Linked DNA regions of Homo sapiens: region 1 is linked to region 2. The links are chromatin loops, found by intact Hi-C in ENCODE. Cell type or tissue: PC-9. All regions are shown on one strand. Links, peaks and the distances in the headings refer to the core of each region. The heading gives the core; the rest is flanking DNA. Region 1 has its middle 30 kb from the start of F11R. Region 2 has its middle 29 kb from the start of SLAMF1.

Region 1 (2,909 bases), core at 135-2,634, 310 kb after region 2:
GGATGGTCTCGATCTCCTGACCTCGTGATCCGCCCGCCTCAGTCTCCCAAAGTCCTGGGATTACAGGTGTGAGCCACCGCGCCCGGCCGATCATGTATCTATTTCATCTAGACCTTATCTACCTCTTGAAATAACCAATTTAGTTTATTTTCCTTCCTGTGTTTGTTTCTGCAAAAATAAGCAAATATAGTATGCTTTCTTATTTCCCCTCCTTTCGTATCAAAAAGGTGGCCTTTTTTTTTTTAATTTTCTCATAGAGACAGGGTCTCACTTTGTTGCCCAGGCTAGTCTCAAACTCTTGGCCCCAAGCAATCCTTCCACCTCAGCCTTCCAAAGTGCTTGGATTATAGGTGTGAGCCACCATGCCCAGCCATTTGTCTTTTATTTTCCTTTTTTTTTTTTTTTTTTTTTTTGAGACGGAGACTTGCTCTGTTGCCCAGGCTGGAGTGCAGTGGCGTGATCTCGGCTCACTGAAACCTCCGCCTCCTGGGTTCACGCGATTGTCCTGCCTCAGCCTCCTCAGTAGCTGGGATTACAGGCGCGTGCCACCACGCCCAGCTAATTTTTGTATTTTTGGTAGAAACGGGGTTTTACCATGTTGGTCAGGCTGGTCTTGAACTCCTAACCTCGTGATCCACCTGCCTCGGCCTCCCAAAGTGCTGAGATTACAGGCGTGAGCCGCCGCACCAGGCGCCATTGTTTTTTTTAAATTGGGCAGCTTCCAGAACCTGCCCAGGCTCAGATAGACTCCCTATCAAGCTTTTGAATTTTTGCCAATCAGATAGGTAAGGTTAACTATTTTTATCCCCTCTTACTTATCTCCAGCGAACCAGGCCTGTTACGTAGCATCACTGTTTAGAAGTTCCATGTCAGACTGGGCGTGGTGGCTCACGCCTGTAATCCTAGCACTTTGGAAGGCCGACGCGGGCGGATCACTTGAGGTCAGGAGTTCAAAACCAGCCTGGCCAACATGGTGAAACCCCGTCTCTACTAAAACTACAAAAAAATTTAGCCAGGTGTGGTGGCGGGCGCGTGTAATTCCAGCTACTCGAGAGGCTGAGGCAGAAGAATTGTTTGAACTCGGGAGGTGGAGGTTGCAGTGAGCCGAGATCGCGCCACAGCACTCCAGCCTGGGCGACAAGGGCGAGACTCCGTGTCAAAAAAAAAAAAAAAAAAAAGTTCCATGCCAGGAGAGTCTGGCTCCACCTAGTGGTAGCATATCTAGTTGCAGAAAAAGTACCTTTTCTTCGTAGCTGTGCCTTTGTACTTACTTTTACTTACCTACTAAATTTCCTGCTCCTTCCTCCCTAAATGGAAAAAAAACCTGCATTCTAATCCCTTTCCTATGGGTTGCAGCATGTGCCACACTCTTTGAGGGAGGCTTCCATGTGGTCCTTATTGGGCACTTCAACATCTTAAATCATGAGTTGGGCTCAAAGGTAGGAGGAGTGGTACTGAACTCTAGGGTCCACTTTCTCAACATACCAGAGACAAGGAAATGAGGCTGGTTTGTTGGTTTGTTTGTTTGCTTGCTTGCTTGTTTGTTTTTTGGCCCTTCAACCTGCTCTACTGTCCACACACTAAGAACAAAGTGTTGGTGGTGGCAACTTTGAAAAATTCAGGGCCGGCCTGAATGACTCATGCCTGTAATCCCAGCACTTTAGGAGGCCAAGGCAGGTGGATCACTTGAGGCCAGGAGTTCGAGACCAGCCTGGCCAACATGGTGAAACCCTGTGCTAAAAATACAAAAATTAGCTGGGCAGTAGTAGCACGTGCCTGTAATCCCAGCTACTCGGGAGGCTGAGGCAAGAGAATCGCTTGAGCCTGGGAGGCAGAGGTTGTGGTGAGCCGAGGTCTGGCCACTGCACTCCAGTCTGGGCAAGAGAGTGAGACCCTGTCTCAAAAAAAAAAAAAAAAAAGTTGTTCTAAAATGGGTATGGGTATCCCCACCAGTTACATGGCATCTCCCAACACTTCTCATTGGTTTCTCATTCACCCCTTTTTCTTCATTCCTCATTCTTTTGTGGCTGCTCCTAACCACTCTGCCTTCTGCATTCCTTTCTCCCTGGGGATGTTACAGACCACGACCAAAGTAATCTGCATTTTATAAGTCTGCGTTGAAAAACAAATGACGCGGCGGGTGTGGTGGCACACACCTGTAATCCCAGCACTTTGGGAAGCCGAGGCGGGTGGATCACGAGGTCAGGAGATCGAGACTATCCTGGCTAACACGGTGAAACCCCGTCTCTACTAAAAATACAAAAAATCAGCCGGGCATGGTGGCGGGCGCCTGTGGTCCCAGCTACTCGGGAGGCTGAGGCAGGAGAATGGCGTGAACCCAGAAGGCGGAGCTTGCAGTGAGCCCAGTTCGCACCACTGCACTCCAGCCTGGGTGACAGAGTGAGACTTTGTCTCAAAAAAAAAAAAAAAAGAAAGAAAGAAAAACAAATGAGGCTAGCTACTTTTTTTTTTTTTTTTTTTTGAGACGGAGTCAACACAGATTTTCAGGCTGGGCACAGTGGCTCACGCCTGTAATCCCAGCACTTTGGGAGGCTGAGGCGGGTGGATCACCTAAGGTCAGGAGTTCAAGACCAGCCTGACCACATGGAGAAACCCCATCTCTACTAAAAATACAAAACATTAGCCTGGCGTGGTGGCGGGCACCTGTAGTCCCAGCTACTCGGGAGGCTGAGGCAGGAGAATGGCGTGAATCCAGGAGGCGGAGCTTGCAGTGAGTCGAGATTCTGTCACTGCACTCCAGCCTGGGCGAGAGCCAGACTCCATTAAAAAAAAAAAAAAAAGATTTTCAATCTTGGTTAATTGCCAATTACCAACCCATCACCTGTTTTTGCACAGCCTCATATATAAACATCGTTTTTACTTTTTTTTTTTTTTGAACTGGAGTCTCA
Region 2 (2,909 bases), core at 87-2,586:
ATGAGAGATGGAAAGATGATGGGAATAGAACATGATGGTGACAAAAATTTGTAGGAGGAGAAGATGGTGGAGGAGAGAGGAGGAAAGACAGGCAGGCTGGAGTTGGGGGAGGGGACCAGGCAAAAGGAGTGGGCTCTCACTCACCCAACTGGGGCAAAGGGCTGGGCAGAGCAGCTGGCGAAAGAGAATAGAGCCTGTGGTTAGCATTTGCCAGCTGGTGCAGGTGGCTCTGAGCTAAATCCATCCTCTGCCCCACCATGCAGTCTTCTAAGGAGGTTAGAGATGGGGGAGGAGGAGTAGAAAGAATTGTGGGGAAGAGAGAGCACACTCTCCAGGTGCAGGAGCTGCCACTTTAACAAACGCACTTGAAGATAGCCCAAGAACACTGTGGAGGAGCTTGATCTTTTTATTCCTGGACAAGAAGGGACAATGAGAGATGGAACCTTTCTAAGGCTGCTTTGATCATACCAACAGTTGTGTAAAATTATCCTGGCCAAATCCTTTAAATGGCCAAAAACCATTTAAAGTCCAAATCCTCAATGAAGACTTTTGGAAACACTTCCACTCTAAACAACCCACAGCCCTGTTCCTTAAAGAAAGCCATGGCCGGGCACAGTGGCTCACGCTTGTAATCCCAGCACTTTGGGAGGCCGAGATGGGCGGATCATGAGGTCAGGAGATCGAGACCATCCTGGCTAACACGGTGAAACCCTGTCTCTACTAAAAAAATGCCAAAAAATTTAGCTGGGCGTGGTGGCAGGCGCCTGTAGTCCCAGTTACTCGGGAGGGTGAGGCAGGAGAATGGCATGAACCTGGGAGGCGGAGCTTGCAGTGAGCCGAGATCGCGCCACTGCACTCCAGCCTGGGTGACAGAGCAACACTCCTCAAAAAAAAAGAAAGCCTTTCAGGTAATGAGCTCAGCACAGAGCCTAGGGCATACGTGGTAGTCAGTGTTTGTTCTTACTAAGTGGCTTCCAGCATGGGACCCCTAGCATAGGTAAGCACTTGGTAAATATAGGTGGTAAATGAATGAACTCACTGATCTGAGGGGCCAGGTCTATTTATATGTACCCCTACCTGGTCCCAACACAAGGGCCCAATCCAAGCTGCTTATTTGTGCAAAGCCAGATATGAGGGTTACTTTCTCTTAGTCCACAGGAGCTCCTGGCCTTGCCAACCTTCCATGTGTAACCTCATGCTGGCTGTTGAGACAAGCTGGTTCCCACCCCAGACCTACTGATTCAAAGTCTGCATTTTCACAAGATCCCCAGGTGATTTGCTGGCAAGTTAGAGTTTGAGAAGCACTGACCTAATCCAAGGCTTTAAGTTTTACTTAAACTTGCTGCGCTGGAGCCAGCAGAGGGCAGTGCAGGAGCTTGCCTGAGCCGCCTGAAGGCCAAGGGGAAGCAACTTATCCTGACACCTCAGTTCACAAGAGTATACTCATGACTGGAAATTGAGGCTAATTCTGGAGTATCCTCTTTGCACAAAGACAAATGGGCTTGTGTATACTGATAAGGGAACACACTAACCTTTATTTATTTATTTTTTTTTTGAGGATACAGGGTCTTGCTTTGTTTCCCAGGCAGGACTGGCAGTGGCTTTTCCCAGGTATGATCACAGCACACTGCAACCTCCACCTCCTGGCCTCAAGTGATCTTCCTACCTCAGCCCTGGGAGTAGCTGGGACTACAGTGTATGCCATTGCGCCCAGCTTCTACTAACTTTTGATGCATAGACAGATATGAGGGGCTGGGGAACATAAGAACCAGGCCTTGTGACTTCCAGAGAAGGCCGTTGTCTTGGTGTAAGATATTAGTTGTCCTTGAGGTAAATTTGGCTTCACGGGCTTGTGACCTGTACAGTGACACGGGGCCCCAGGTCAGAAGGGCCTTGAACCTGGGTTAGTGCTCTGCTGCTGCTGACACTATCTGGAAATTCTTGATAATTTTCTCTTTCAGCTTCTGCTTAAGCATGCAGGTGAGAAGGGAAGATACATGTAATCTGCATGTCTGCCACCATTCCTTGTTACCCTTTTTCATATCCCATGAGCACAGCACTCCAGCGGACCTACCCAAAATATGTGGGAGTTCAGTGAAACTCAAAGTAAGTGCAAAGTGGTCACGTTATGGGAGCCACTGGCTTTCACAGAGTGTTGGGAGAATGTGTATGCAACAAGAAGTAAAATAAAAAAGTTAAGTTGGGTTTTCGCAGCGTTTTCACACTTCCAATAAGAACAAAATATATATGCATGCATGAGCCACGAAATAGAAATTGAGTAATTGCAATGATCCCAAATATGAATTAAATATTCTATTTTCATTTAAAACTAATGTTTTAAAATATAGAAAGTAAAATTCATGATAATTTAAGTTTTTAATTTGCCTTTACTTAGAACAGCATTAAATAGCAAGCAAATAAAAAAATACCATCTCAAGTAGAGAGACTGTGGAAGAAAAGAAAAGGCTTAATATTTCAGTACTTTTATTGGCACATTTTCCTTGCTTTTTGAGCAAGGGGAGCCAACATTTTCATTTTGCACTGAGCCCCACAAATTATGTATCTGGCACTGCCTTGAGGGATGGGAGGAGCAGGGAACCGTTGGTGTCTGTGACCTGAGCCGTCTAAGGTGAGATTTACCTCAGGTTTCCAGTAACTGGAAATAATACAAATACAATGTCCGCAGAGGCACGCTGGTTCCTCAGCAGCTGAGGAATGTGCTTATTTGTGACAGAAAGTGGCATTTGTTTCCTTCTTACTGCTTGTTTATCCCATTCGCGCTCGCGCGTGTGTGTATATGTGTGTGTGTGTGTGTGTGTGTGTGTGCGCGTGAAATTCCCCCCAAAACCCTCTTCTTCCACTGAGAAAAGTGAGGGGAAGGAAAAGGGTGCTGCTTACAGAAAGGGGAT

The links. A loop is a pair of places that touch in the nucleus more often than their neighbours do. Peaks named below come from ENCODE experiments on the same cell type or tissue, not always from the same donor. Only the 100,000 strongest peaks of a DNase experiment are listed, where the experiment ranks them.
Region 1: it touches region 2 in a loop (13-fold over the local background); 12 of 110 quality-filtered maps call a loop at or near these places.

What each region holds. Positions count from the first base shown.
Region 1 is chr1:160,989,229-160,992,137 of GRCh38, forward strand. No RefSeq gene overlaps it. Among named protein-coding and RNA genes, the nearest start is that of F11R, 30 kb to the right of the region's middle. RefSeq lists an enhancer at 1,913-2,751. In PC-9, for the core only: CTCF peaks have their summits at 1,208 (motif pointing left) and 1,410; DNase peaks (open chromatin) are centred at 823 and 1,233; H3K4me3 peaks cover 399 bases; H3K27ac peaks cover 688 bases.
Region 2 is chr1:160,674,399-160,677,307 of GRCh38, forward strand. No RefSeq gene overlaps it. Among named protein-coding and RNA genes, the nearest start is that of SLAMF1, 29 kb to the left of the region's middle. RefSeq lists an enhancer at 1-440 and a silencer at 291-400. In PC-9, for the core only: a CTCF peak has its summit at 1,381 (motif pointing right); no DNase peak of the experiment used is centred there; H3K27me3 peaks cover 279 bases.